Linked DNA regions of Homo sapiens: regions 2, 3 and 4 are each linked to region 1. Evidence: chromatin contacts called from ENCODE Hi-C or POLR2A ChIA-PET data. All regions are on one chromosome and are shown on one strand. The core of a region is the stretch at or near the end of the contact, and the rest is flanking DNA. Distances in the headings are between cores, read along the strand shown.

What was found. Hi-C counts contacts between places; a loop is a spot of excess contacts on that map. ChIA-PET counts read pairs that join two places held with the same protein, here RNA polymerase II (POLR2A). Pooled maps may share reads with other maps.
Region 2: a loop to region 1 is called in a pooled map, with 11 times the contacts of the local background. The contact joins the promoter of ARHGDIB here to the promoter of EMP1 in region 1. A Hi-C loop is called at or near these places in 7 of 50 pooled maps.
Region 3: a loop to region 1 is called in a map of tibial artery, with 27 times the contacts of the local background. The contact joins the enhancer-like site here to the promoter of EMP1 in region 1. A Hi-C loop is called at or near these places in 1 of 168 maps with a recorded cell type or tissue (tibial artery). POLR2A ChIA-PET finds 5 or more read pairs at or near these places in 3 of 52 experiments (BJ, activated CD4-positive, alpha-beta T cell and activated CD8-positive, alpha-beta memory T cell).
Region 4: a loop to region 1 is called in a pooled map, with 16 times the contacts of the local background. The contact joins the enhancer-like site here to the promoter of EMP1 in region 1. A Hi-C loop is called at or near these places in 2 of 50 pooled maps. POLR2A ChIA-PET finds 5 or more read pairs at or near these places in 2 of 52 experiments (activated CD4-positive, alpha-beta memory T cell and activated T-cell).

The regions. Positions count from the first base shown.
Region 1 is chr12:13,195,245-13,198,052 of GRCh38, forward strand. It overlaps EMP1 (epithelial membrane protein 1), which reads left to right and starts at 1,482. Exons shown (of 5, transcript NM_001423.3): 1 at 1,482-1,628.
Region 2 is chr12:14,960,163-14,962,970 of GRCh38, forward strand. It overlaps ARHGDIB (Rho GDP dissociation inhibitor beta), which reads right to left and starts at 1,439. Exons shown (of 6, transcript NM_001175.7): 1 at 1,375-1,439. RefSeq lists an enhancer at 1,142-1,261.
Region 3 is chr12:11,828,982-11,831,789 of GRCh38, forward strand. The region is part of intron 2 of ETV6 (ETS variant transcription factor 6); the gene reads left to right. Among named protein-coding and RNA genes, the nearest start is that of ETV6, 180 kb to the left of the region's middle. RefSeq lists an enhancer at 1,302-1,501. Within about 2 kb of position 1,395, at least 4 of the 41 ENCODE cell types and tissues checked have a DNase peak (open chromatin) inside an H3K27ac peak, as active enhancers do.
Region 4 is chr12:14,256,377-14,259,184 of GRCh38, forward strand. No RefSeq gene overlaps it. Among named protein-coding and RNA genes, the nearest start is that of ATF7IP, 110 kb to the right of the region's middle. RefSeq lists a cis regulatory region at 1,094-2,023. Within about 2 kb of position 1,480, at least 40 of the 41 ENCODE cell types and tissues checked have a DNase peak (open chromatin) inside an H3K27ac peak, as active enhancers do.

The DNA of each region.
Region 1 (2,808 bases), core at 232-2,731:
GGTTCATTGCAGAGGATTTGGAAAATACAGAATTGTGACCAGAACAAACTAAACTGCATCCATAATTTTATCATCGAATTTGATCAACATTTTGGTGAATAGCCACCAGTCTGTTTTCTATCTTTTTAGGGAATATAAGTTCCAAGAGGCAGGGATGTCATTCACTTCTGTGACTCAGTGCTCTGAATCAGGCCCAGTGAAGACTGACGTGCAGCCTGTATTGGCAGAATGAATGAATAAATACTACACACGCATATTTTGAATTGAAATAAGTTGTCAGGGTGCAGCAGAGAATAACAGAAATAGAATTGCTTGGATGTGCTGACCTAGATCCAAGCTGCTACTGGTAACGTACTGTATCTCCTTGAATAAGTCACTTCACCTCTCTGGGCCTGAGCTGCTTCTTCAGTAAAATAATCCTTGTAGCTAAGATTTGTTGAGCGCTCACTATGCACACTGCCATGAGCCCCTATATGTGTATTTCTCATCATAGCTCTATGAGTTACATACCTGCCATCTCCATTTTATGCATGAGAAAATAGGCATGGAGAAGTTAAGTGGTTTGCCTAAAGTCACACAGCAAATTTGTGGAGAGCTGGGCTTGAACTCAGGCATCTGGGCTTTTACTCTCTCCAGTGGAATGCCTGGGCTGTGGGATGAGATGACTTCACAGGCCTCTCCCAGCTCCAGAGTTGAGAGAGAGAGAGGAGTGGTGCAGGGAGGTAGTAGGGATGATTATGCTACTGGCCAAGTTCAAGAAAGTCAATTGTAGAACAAGGTCCAGCTGATTATTACAGAGAGCAAAGTTCTTAACTAGAGGACTTCCTCCTGGAATGTGGAGAGTCCACACGGGCACTAGCAGAGCATAATGAAAGACCAGGAATTCTCTGCTGTTCAATCAGTGCTCCATCACTCAGAGGCAGGGCTGCAAGAGCTCCTAGTGTGTCCCCTTCGCCTTCAGGGCCTCCCTGTACAGCCACCCACAGGACAGTGCACCAGGGTCAGGCAGGGAAGTAAATAAAAAAAGGAATCTGATAATTCCTGACAGTGAGCAGCAGCTGATGCTTTTAATGGGGGAGGAAGACTGGGAATCTCGCTTGATGATGACCTAGGACTTCAGTCAGCAGGACACTGGCCCCTTTCCTCCCCCTCCCAGGCTGAAACCTTGTGTTTTGCCTTATGTCCATGGTAACCAAGTCTCCTTTTTGGTGAGGAGGAATGGGCTTCAGTAAACAGATCTATTTGTGTGATCCTGTTACTCATTTGAAGCAATGTCCCTCCTTTTTTCCACTGTGGTCTGTGTGTCTGAGTCAGAGAGAGCCTACAACAGGGTTCTTTGAATTGATGGCTCACTCCCAGCCACTCTTGACTGACTGCCAGCTTAGCAGGGCGTAGCTTACCAACAAATCTTTTTTTTTTTTTTAAAGCCAGACTGATTCATAGAAACTCCTTTAAAACACGGTGAAAAGAAACCGCCCATTACACACCCCAGTACACCAGCAGAGGAAACTTATAACCTCGGGAGGCAGGTCCTTCCCCTCAGTGCGGTCACATACTTCCAGAAGAGCGGACCAGGGCTGCTGCCAGCACCTGCCACTCAGAGCGCCTCTGTCGCTGGGACCCTTCAGGTAGGACAGCTCCCAACGCTGTGGGGACTCTCAGCAAAACTTCTCCTTCCTTTCCACGGCTCTGCTTCTTCTGACCTCATCTTAGTTTTGCTTTTTCTTTTCTTCCTTCGCTATTTTTCTATGATCCTCTAAGAACCAAGTCCTTGAAACTTTTGGCTCAAAGTGGATACAGAGACAACTTTTTCTAGAAAGTTCAGAAAAGTGTATTTTGAGGACGGAGTCTGGGGAAATCAATGGGATGGGGCTAAAATCGTGCCTGGCAGTGACCGGGTTCTTGTTCTAGGATGTGGAGGGAGCAGGGACTTTGAAACAAACTGGGATAGGATCCTGTTTATGGAGGAAACACCACACACCTTGGAAATGACATCGGGAACTGGCCAGATGTTTTTCACCTCCTCCGTTTTGATTCCGATTGCTTCAGGACTTGAACTGTTACTCTGCTCGCTGGTTGTTGGTTGGGATTTTTTGGGTGGTGGTGGATAGATAACTGGTTTTCAGTTTATTTTTGACATTGCTTTTCCTGCCTGTTTGCTTCCCTATTCACTTCTGTTTAAATTTAAGTATTTTTTTTCTCCTCACAGGATGGGAAGAGGGGGATTGGTTTGTTTAAAGAAAACTGTTGGCCGGGCACGGTGGCTCATGCCTGTAATCCTAGCACTTTGGGAGGCTGAGGCGGGCGGATCACCTGAGGTCAGGAGTTCAAGACAAGCCTGGCCAACATGGTGAAACCCTGTCTCTACTAAAATACAAAAAGTAGCCAGGCATGATGGCAGGTGCCTGTAATTCTAGCTACTTGGTAGGCTGAGACGGGAGAATTGCTTGAATCCGGGAGATGGTGGTTGCAGTGAACTGAGATTGCGCCACTACACTCCAGCCTGGGCAGCTGAGTGAGACTCTGTCTCAAAAAGGAAAAAAAAGAAAAAGAAAAAAAATGAAAAAAGAAAACTGTTAGAGAGAGAAAGAGAGGGAGGCAAATGGTGTTTTAAATGAAACGTGGGAGGGGTTCACTTGGTCGAAGCAGGAGCTGATGAGGATTCCAGATGCCTTCTCTTGGCCAGATGTGGAGGGCGGGGGAGGCAAAAGGGAAGCTGGGTTTGGAGAAGAGGGTGGGGCAGGAGAACTTCATCTGTGCCTGTTAAAAATTGTTGAGTGGCTTTGTGCTTTCACCCCAGAAAGAGCT
Region 2 (2,808 bases), core at 189-2,688, 1.8 Mb after region 1:
TGAGAGCAGTCTGCCTTTCCCCACTCTGAATGAAGAACTGCCCAGGGCTTGCCAGACACACACCTCAAGTTACCATAGGTCTAGAGTTTAATTACAGATTATGTTTATGAAACATGCTGGCTGGGAAGTCCTCTAAAAGGGAAGAAAGTATTTCAGGTCATACCTAAAGCACTTCTCCTAATGGTGGCTGAAATTCAGACCTTGACATTTTGAAGGCCCACTGATCAGCTGTCCTAGCTGGGCCCCCTTGAATTTTTCTCAAACCTGTCTCTTAATACGTTATTTGGTGTTTTCCATGTTTGCTGTTAGTTATCTCATACCTAAAGGGCTATTATCATTATTAATATTTTTATTTTTTGAGCCAGAGTTTCGCTCTTGTTGCCCATGCTGGAGTGCAATGGCGTGATCTTGGCTCACTGCAACCCCTGCCTCCTGGGTTCAAGTGATTCTCCTGCCTCAGCCTCCCAAATAACTGGGATTACAGGGATGCACCACCACACCCAGCTAATTTTGTATTTTCAGTAGAGATGGGGTTTCACCATGTTGGTCAAGCCGGTCTTGAACTCCTGACCTCAGGTGATCTACCCGCCTCGGCCTCCCAAAGTGCTGGGATTGCAGGCGTGAGCCACCACGCCCAGCCCTATTATTATTTTTGACAACAACAGCAAAGATCTGCCCATCCGACTGCAGGAATTTAATACACAGCCTTTGTCAGTGGTAGAAATTCTATCACTGTATGACTCATGAGTACATAACAATGTGCTATACCATACTTCCTCTTTGAGGGATAAAGCCCCTGCACTCTAAGGGAGGATTTCATTATGCATTTCTCTTATATCACCAGAAAATTATTTAGTGGAAGACAGTTTAATATTTGACAGCTTTGAACCATTTTTTTTTCTCTTTCAACCAGTCTTTTTACATTGTCTGCTTAAAAACAGGAAACCACATATCTCCACCCCAGCACAACCCACCATCCACCAGCACAGACCGTATCATTTTGGATCTACAGTCTTTTTCTTCCAAGCCTGGCCAGGTGCCTGCTCCTACTTTGCAGGAAACCCCTCCAGGCACTCCCGGTGCGTGTTCTCAGAGCCCTTCTGAGAATATTCAGGATTGCACTTCCTGGGCTGCAGCGCACCCTGTACCCTCCTTTTTTAAGCCTCCTCCCCTGAGTCACTGCTACCCTTCCCTCCTCTAACTTCCCCTTCTCTGCAGCCTCCTTAGCAATTTCTTATCATAAAGTTTGTTTTAAAGAAGAACTGCCCCTCTAAAAAAATAATAAACTGTCGAGGGCGGTAGCCCCGTCTAGAGGTTTCCGACTTTGCTCTGTGCCCACCTGAAGCCTCCCCAGCCCGAGGTATTTGAACTTACATTCAGTGCTTCACGTCTCTGTCCGGGGTGCCTCTGTCTCTCAACTCTGACTTCTGAGTACTGGCAGTTAGAACAGGAAGGAAGTCAATGAGAAAAAAAAATGTTTTAGACCTACTTGAAGAGGAAACCCTGGGCTGTCTCAAATCCTGTTCCTTTGCACTGCCTATCTCTTGATCAGCCAACTTGAGCAGCATTCTTGTCAATTAATGGCACATGTGCGAGCATGACAGCCCGTGTGACGTGGAGATGCATGAATGTACACGCAAGAGTGTGGAGCCTATAGCTATGGGTATTATGAATAATTGTGAGGGTATTTCTGATAATCAGGTCATTGCAGTGCATAAGCCTATGGAGGTAAGGAGCCTGAAACCAGTAGCAATAAATTCACATCGGCTTTACTTTGTACCACTCACTTCTGTTCCCACTGGGTCCCCGCCAGCTTCATTATCAACCAGATACGTTGAAAGTTTGCTGGCAGTGAATGTAGAGTGCTAAGAAATGATGATTGTTAACTGCATATACTACGGTCCTAAATTTAAAAATGTGTCCTTAAACAGATTTTTGGAGTTTTGTTGGTTATAATTTCAAGACGTAGCTTTGTATTGCACTACAAACAGTCAAATATTGTTTTTAATAGTTTTGGCTGATTTTTCTTCAAATGAAACAAACAAGCAAGCGAAAGTACTGTCTTTGATGAAACCTAGGAAAGAAATTACAAAAGGAAGTAAAACTTCATTAATTCATAGTCTTCCAACTCAGAATTTGTGACAACTTAACAAGTGCCAAAATAGACTTTGTACCATATTTGAGGAAATGGTTTATGAAGTAATTTAAATGGGAACAAGTCTCGGAGGCCATGTTTAAACCATCTGAGGAACAGTTTTTAAGCAGCCAAGTCACATTCATGCTGTATATTCCCGTAGCTGTTACCAATAATAAATGCTTATTTAGGTTAATATTTCAATATTCAGTATTTACACTACATCAATATATTTAGATCTGACTAAGCACACAAATTTGGAGAAACTGACGTTTATTTTGTTTTCACCTAAATGTACTGCATCTTCTTCATTTCCCTTTGTAAATTGATACCACAGGGTTTGCCTTCTACTTAGAGTCAATGAAATCGGAATAATCAAGGGAGTCATTTCACGTGAGAAGAGATTAGCCTAGAAAAATATGAAAAGGAAAATAGTATATAATTAAAATGAGCAAAAATACTAAAAGCCTAATACCACTTTATTCTATAAATTTTAAAATAGCATAGACAGAATACAGCCCTTGAAACAATGTACATAACTTTATTGTAAAAACAAAGCAAACCCTAATTTACACAGAAGGCAGTAACTTACACATTCTATAGCTCTGCACCCTCAAGAGGGGATACATTTATTCATTCCATAACATTTATCGAGCACCTCTTTTCTTTCAAGT
Region 3 (2,808 bases), core at 145-2,644, 1.4 Mb before region 1:
CCTGAGCGGGCACCTCCTTCAGCCTTCTTTCCTCCAACCTCTCCCTGATCCAGGCTGTTTTCCGCAACCCCACCTGAGCCATTTTCCCAGCCTGCAAGATGACAATTCAGTCCCCTCCTCAAAGCACTGTACTGGGCCTCATAGCTCCTGCCAGAGCCGTCATGCACCTTCCAAGAATGCTTGCTCCAGCTTCTGCAGCTCCAGGGAGCTGCTGAAAGTATTTTGGTCTTCTGGAGACACGGGACAAAGTACAACTCATCTACTATCCAGTCCTTGTCCTACCCAACCCCCCAAAATGCATTGAGCACTTGCTCTGTACCAGGCACTGTGCAACATCTCTATAGGGATCACCTCATTTCATGCTCACATTTGCCCTAAGAGGTAAGTACTATTCTGGACTCCATCTTACCGCTGGAGAAACAGATTCAGACGCGTAACTAACCCAGCGCTAGTAAGTGGTGCAGCCGGTGTTTTAACCCAGGACAATTTGACTGCGAAACCCAAGGTCTGATCTAAAATGCTACATGGCTCTCACCACATTGGGCTTGCTACCCAGAAGCAAAAATGAGAAGAACTCTTCTAAGTCACGTTTGTGAGGCTGAGCGGCAAGCTCTGGGTCAGTTTTGCTGTCAACAGGTTTTCTGCTAAAAACCCGTTTGTAGCTAAAACTAGATAAAAGTCAGAAAAATCCACAAAATGAAGTTTATAAGAAAAAACATCATTCGAGGGAATTGACTGTGACTTTGGATCTGAACATGAACATAGAGTGTTCTTGTTCTTGGACTTTGGGCTGAAAGACATGAGTATAACCTTCCGACCTCCACTTGGAAACTTAGTGCTGAGATACAGGCTAACCTTGAGGACAGAAATAGGAAATGTTTTGGAACTTCCAATTCCCTAGTGACAGGATTTGTTTGCAGAAAGCAGCTTTGGTCAGATAGCACATTCAAGATTACAGGCAGACCCAGAGGAGTGAGATGTGGAGCTTGTCAGAATGCATCCAAGGCTGGCCTGGGGGTTTTGAGCAGATTTGCAGAGAGCAGGCCGGTGGGGAAGGGAAAGGAGGCAGAAAAGTCTCCGGAAAAGTGCCTCTGGGAAGCAGCTTGAAGGGCTCTGAGGACACTTGGTTTTCTTTTGAAGGGCAGAGTACACAGGGAAGAACTCTAAGTAAACCCTGCCCTCGGCAAGCAGAGGTCAGAAGGTGCTCTGTGGGCACCGAGCAGTATTCGGGATCTGCAGCTAGACCAGGCCTGCCATGAGAAGTTGAGTTTATGGTTTATTATTCCTCATTCCCTTAACATTTTTACAGTGCATTTTAGAGTGCAAGGGGCTTTTACATCCATTATTTCCTTTAACCCAGGGGAAGTTCACTGGGTAATACAGAAAGCCTGGAGCTGGAGTTTTGGTCTTAGGTTCATTGTGACCTTGGGAAAGTCCCTCGATTTCTGAACTTCAGTTTCTTCTGAAAATACAGTTGTGCCAGCTTTAGCTCCCTCGCAGAATAGATGATGGCATGACATGGATGCGGAAGCATCTGGTAATGTTTTGAACTGCACAGAGCTGAGTGTCCTGACCATCAAAGCCAGAGCTGGAGTAAGTGATCAGATGTGTCGGGGAGGAGAGGGGTGCCAATCACAGACTGCAGAGCTGGCTCAGATGTGGACTGCCTAGGAATGGAAATCTTTGGCTGTACAGTCTGGCATTAAACCTGGGGACTGTTATGTGCCAGGCACCGTGTGCAAATCACTGCAAAATCCCCTTCAGCTACATGCATGGACATGTTAACTCTTAACACATGTACCTAACAATTCACAATTTCATCTCCCAGAAGGTGGAAGATGCATTGAGGAGCATTGCTAATTTGCACTCAAATCTGACAAATGAGGAATTGTCTGGAAAAGTAGAAATGATAGCAGAGGGTGAGAATAAAAACATGATTTTAGGATTGGGGAAGGGAAATGAGAGACAAGAACAGATGTGTTTTCTTGACTTAAGACAAATTTTTAAAATGTAGGGAAAAGTATTTATGATCTCATGATCTGAATGCTGAGACACAACTCAGAGTCATTTGGGCTGCTCTTGAAAATGAAATCCTGACTTATCAACTGCATATGACCCTTATTGGAATAAGAAGGAAGGGAGACAACTAAAGAAACTGATGAGGCGATATTGGGGATATTCTCTGATTAGCTCAATTTTTAAATAGTTTGTGTGTGTGTGTGTCTGTGTCTGTGTGTGTCTGTGTGTGTGTTTGTTTGTTTTGAAATAGAGTCTCACTCTGTTGCCCAGGCTGGAGTGCAGTGGTGCAATCTCGGCTCACTGCAAACTCCACCTCTTGGGTTCAAGCAATTCTCTTGCCTCAGCTTCCCAAGTAGCTGGGATTACAGGCGCCTGCCACCATGCCCAGCTAATTTTTGTATTTCAGTAGAGACAGTGTTTCACCGTGTTGGCCAGGCTGGTCTCAAACTCCTGACCTCAAGCAATCCACCGGCCTTGGCCTCCCAAAGTGCTGGGATTACAGGTGTGAGCCACCACACCCAGCCCTTAAATAGTTTTTTAAATATAAAAGTAAAACATGCTTAATAGAGAATGAGAAATAAGAAAGAAAAAAGGAAAAGGAGACAGGGAATATCACCTACAATTTTACTGAGTGTCAATTCTTTGAATATTTTTACGTTTCATTGTATTTTTCTATGCATTGAGATTATTACATATGTACACATACTATTTTTCAATATGAATACATACTCTTCATCATGTTACTGGCTGCATTAATTTTCTATCATAGATATTGTCAGTAACTATTAC
Region 4 (2,808 bases), core at 230-2,729, 1.1 Mb after region 1:
GTAATTGTTTTTTTTCCAGGGCTTTATGCTCTACTGAAACTAAACACTTAAATGAGCAATTTCACTCTGGTTTTAAGCCCAGGGGAAATGACAACGGTTTTGTCTCTGTTTTGAGACTTAGGGGCAAATTTTAAATCGTTAATATATAATTAATCCTATGTAACATCATAGAAACAAAACATCTGATTCTTCTTTCAGTATATTGCACACGTAAAATGCACATGAAACCAGGTTTGGAGAGTGATTCTTAGTAACGTAGCCTTGCATTTGTGCTTCGACATAAAATTGAGACATTCTCAAGAGGCCTTGGGACATGGTGACATGTTGCGCAGTTTGGCCAGCAGAGGGAGACCAGAGAGTCGTGAAGCACGCAACGAAGCCACACCCAGATTAGGGTTATTATCTGTCTCTTCTCTGAATTTTCAAAAAACACAAAAAGAAAATGAGAAATTCTTAAAACAAAGCCCCTTTTTTATTGAAGCAAAATCCACATAACATAAAACTAGCCCTTCTAAAGTGTGCAATTAAGTGGCATCTACCTCATTCACAGTGTTATGGAACCGTCACCTCTATCTAGTTCCAAAACATAAGAAATGTTTAAATTTTCTATAAAGGGAACTTGCAAAAACCCAGGCGTGTCCTATCCTCCTTATTTCGTCACATTCCCAGTTTTGTGTCCACCGGTATTCTGTCAGGAATGGTCCCCACGTGTTCCCCCAACAGCCTTCGTCACTGTACAATTCATAGAATCGGATTCAGGGTTACAATTACAGGTTCGAAAACCAAAAACATCCCAGTTCTTTAGTTCTTCCTCTAGGAATTGCACAGTTGCAATAGACAAGCCAGTATAGGTGACTGTTTTAAAAATTCTACACATACTATGTCATTTATCAGCAAAGAAATGAATAAATTGTTTTAATTTAAATATGGTTACAAAACGGAAATGAACAATGTACTGCACCAAAGCCCTTCAGTCTTTGATGGGAAATTTAAAGTTATTCCCATCCAGAGTGAAAATTAAAGTTATTTCTAGGTTAGGATGCGAGCCAAGATTTTAAGGGCACCATGTCAACTGGTTAGATAACAACTTTGAGGAAAGCAGAACTTAATGTAATAAAAGCAGAAGGTTTACAATCTAAATCCACTTTTTTATTAAAGAATTTAATCTGCTTTATGGGGTCTTGGCCCAGGGAAGGGTAAAAAAAAAATGCCAAACTGGAGAGGCCGGGGGAGGGGAATGGCTGTAGATGACTCTGGGAAAACAGGAGGGAGGGAAACTGAAGCGCGAATGAGGCCGGATCCGCCCTAACAAAGAGGCAGAAACTGTGTCTCAACAGCCACCAAATCCAGTTCAGGGCGGTTTGAGCCAGTTTCTGAGCTGGATTGAGAACAACAGCCTCGGCAGAGACTTCACTAGGGTGAAAGAGAAAATCCAGCATGGACTTCGCAGAAAGAACTGGATTTGGCCTGGACTCGCTGGAGCCTAAAGCTGCTGCCAGTAGTGGCAAAGTCAGATGAAATATAAGGCCTGGAGCGTGGACAGTGGCCTCTTCCAGAAAGAGAAATCACACAGCACTGTCTCTGTGCCATAATCCAGTCCGCATTTTCTGTCTTGCTGCTCCTAATTGTGGCTGGTAAGGGAAAAAGGGCCTCAGGGTATCAGTTTTCAGAGAAAGCTGTCTGCAATGTTGGGGGAGGGGAGGATTATGTGTCTCCTGTAGTTTCATGTGTGTGCCTGGTGGTGGGGGGGGGAATGTGCGAGAGGGTCTGAAGGAGAGGGAACAGCACTTCACACCCTGCAGTTCACACCACCTTTCCAACAGCTTTGCTGTATTGCACAACCTCAAAATACACTGAACATAGGCGTTGTGGGAGCGCCCCACATACAAGTGGCACTTGTACAAGTCATTATCGGACCTCCTTCAGCCCTATGCATGAAATGGCAGTACCCATACCCAATACTGTCAACATTCTCTTTTCATCTGCGTCCAGAAATACATACAAGCCGTACATGCCTTTCTCAACTAAGAGACACAGCAGTATTAGGTAACAATGGAATGATAATCCTGTCCTCCGCTCCCCTCCCCCAAGTGCCAGAACCTCCTAAGATCTGATCAGTCCCACCCTGAAATGGCTCCTCTAACACTGTCTAGTAGACTGAACTGTGGTCTGCAGCTGTGGAGGCTGTGCACTGCCTGTGGCCAAGTTTGGCTCAGAACCTTCCCGAACCAGTACAGCCCTTCCCCACCAAAAATTCCTAGGAGTTGTACACAAAGTCCAGGTCGGCCTGGTGGGACACTGTGTGTGTGTGTAAATTCCCTCTCCCCTAAGTGTCCAAAGATGTTTAGAATCTTCCAGAGGCACTAAATGCCTCCAGACCCAGGGCTTCTCTGACTGAAGTCAGCCCTGGTGCGAGCTGGGGGGCAGGGCATGGAGCTTACGACTCTCCCATGCACAGGCTCAATTATAAGCAGGGCTGTAGGTTTCAGAAATATTCCTAAGAGACTGGGGAAGGGAAAAGGAAGAAGATCAGCTGAAAGATGTGAAAATGCTATTTTATTCCTTTTACCATGGATACATAGATGGAAAATTGGAACACAATCCACTCTACATTATTAATGTGCGAAAATCAAACACACGAAACATGTTGCTGACATTTTCTATTTAATGTTTATTACACAAATAAGTAACTCATGAAGCTCTTCTACGTCCATTTCATTAACTATTAGATCTGGACTGCTGGGGATTCTGATAGGTCTTTTCTTTCTTTAGGATTTGTTTCTTTTTTGGTAGGGAACAATGAATTGC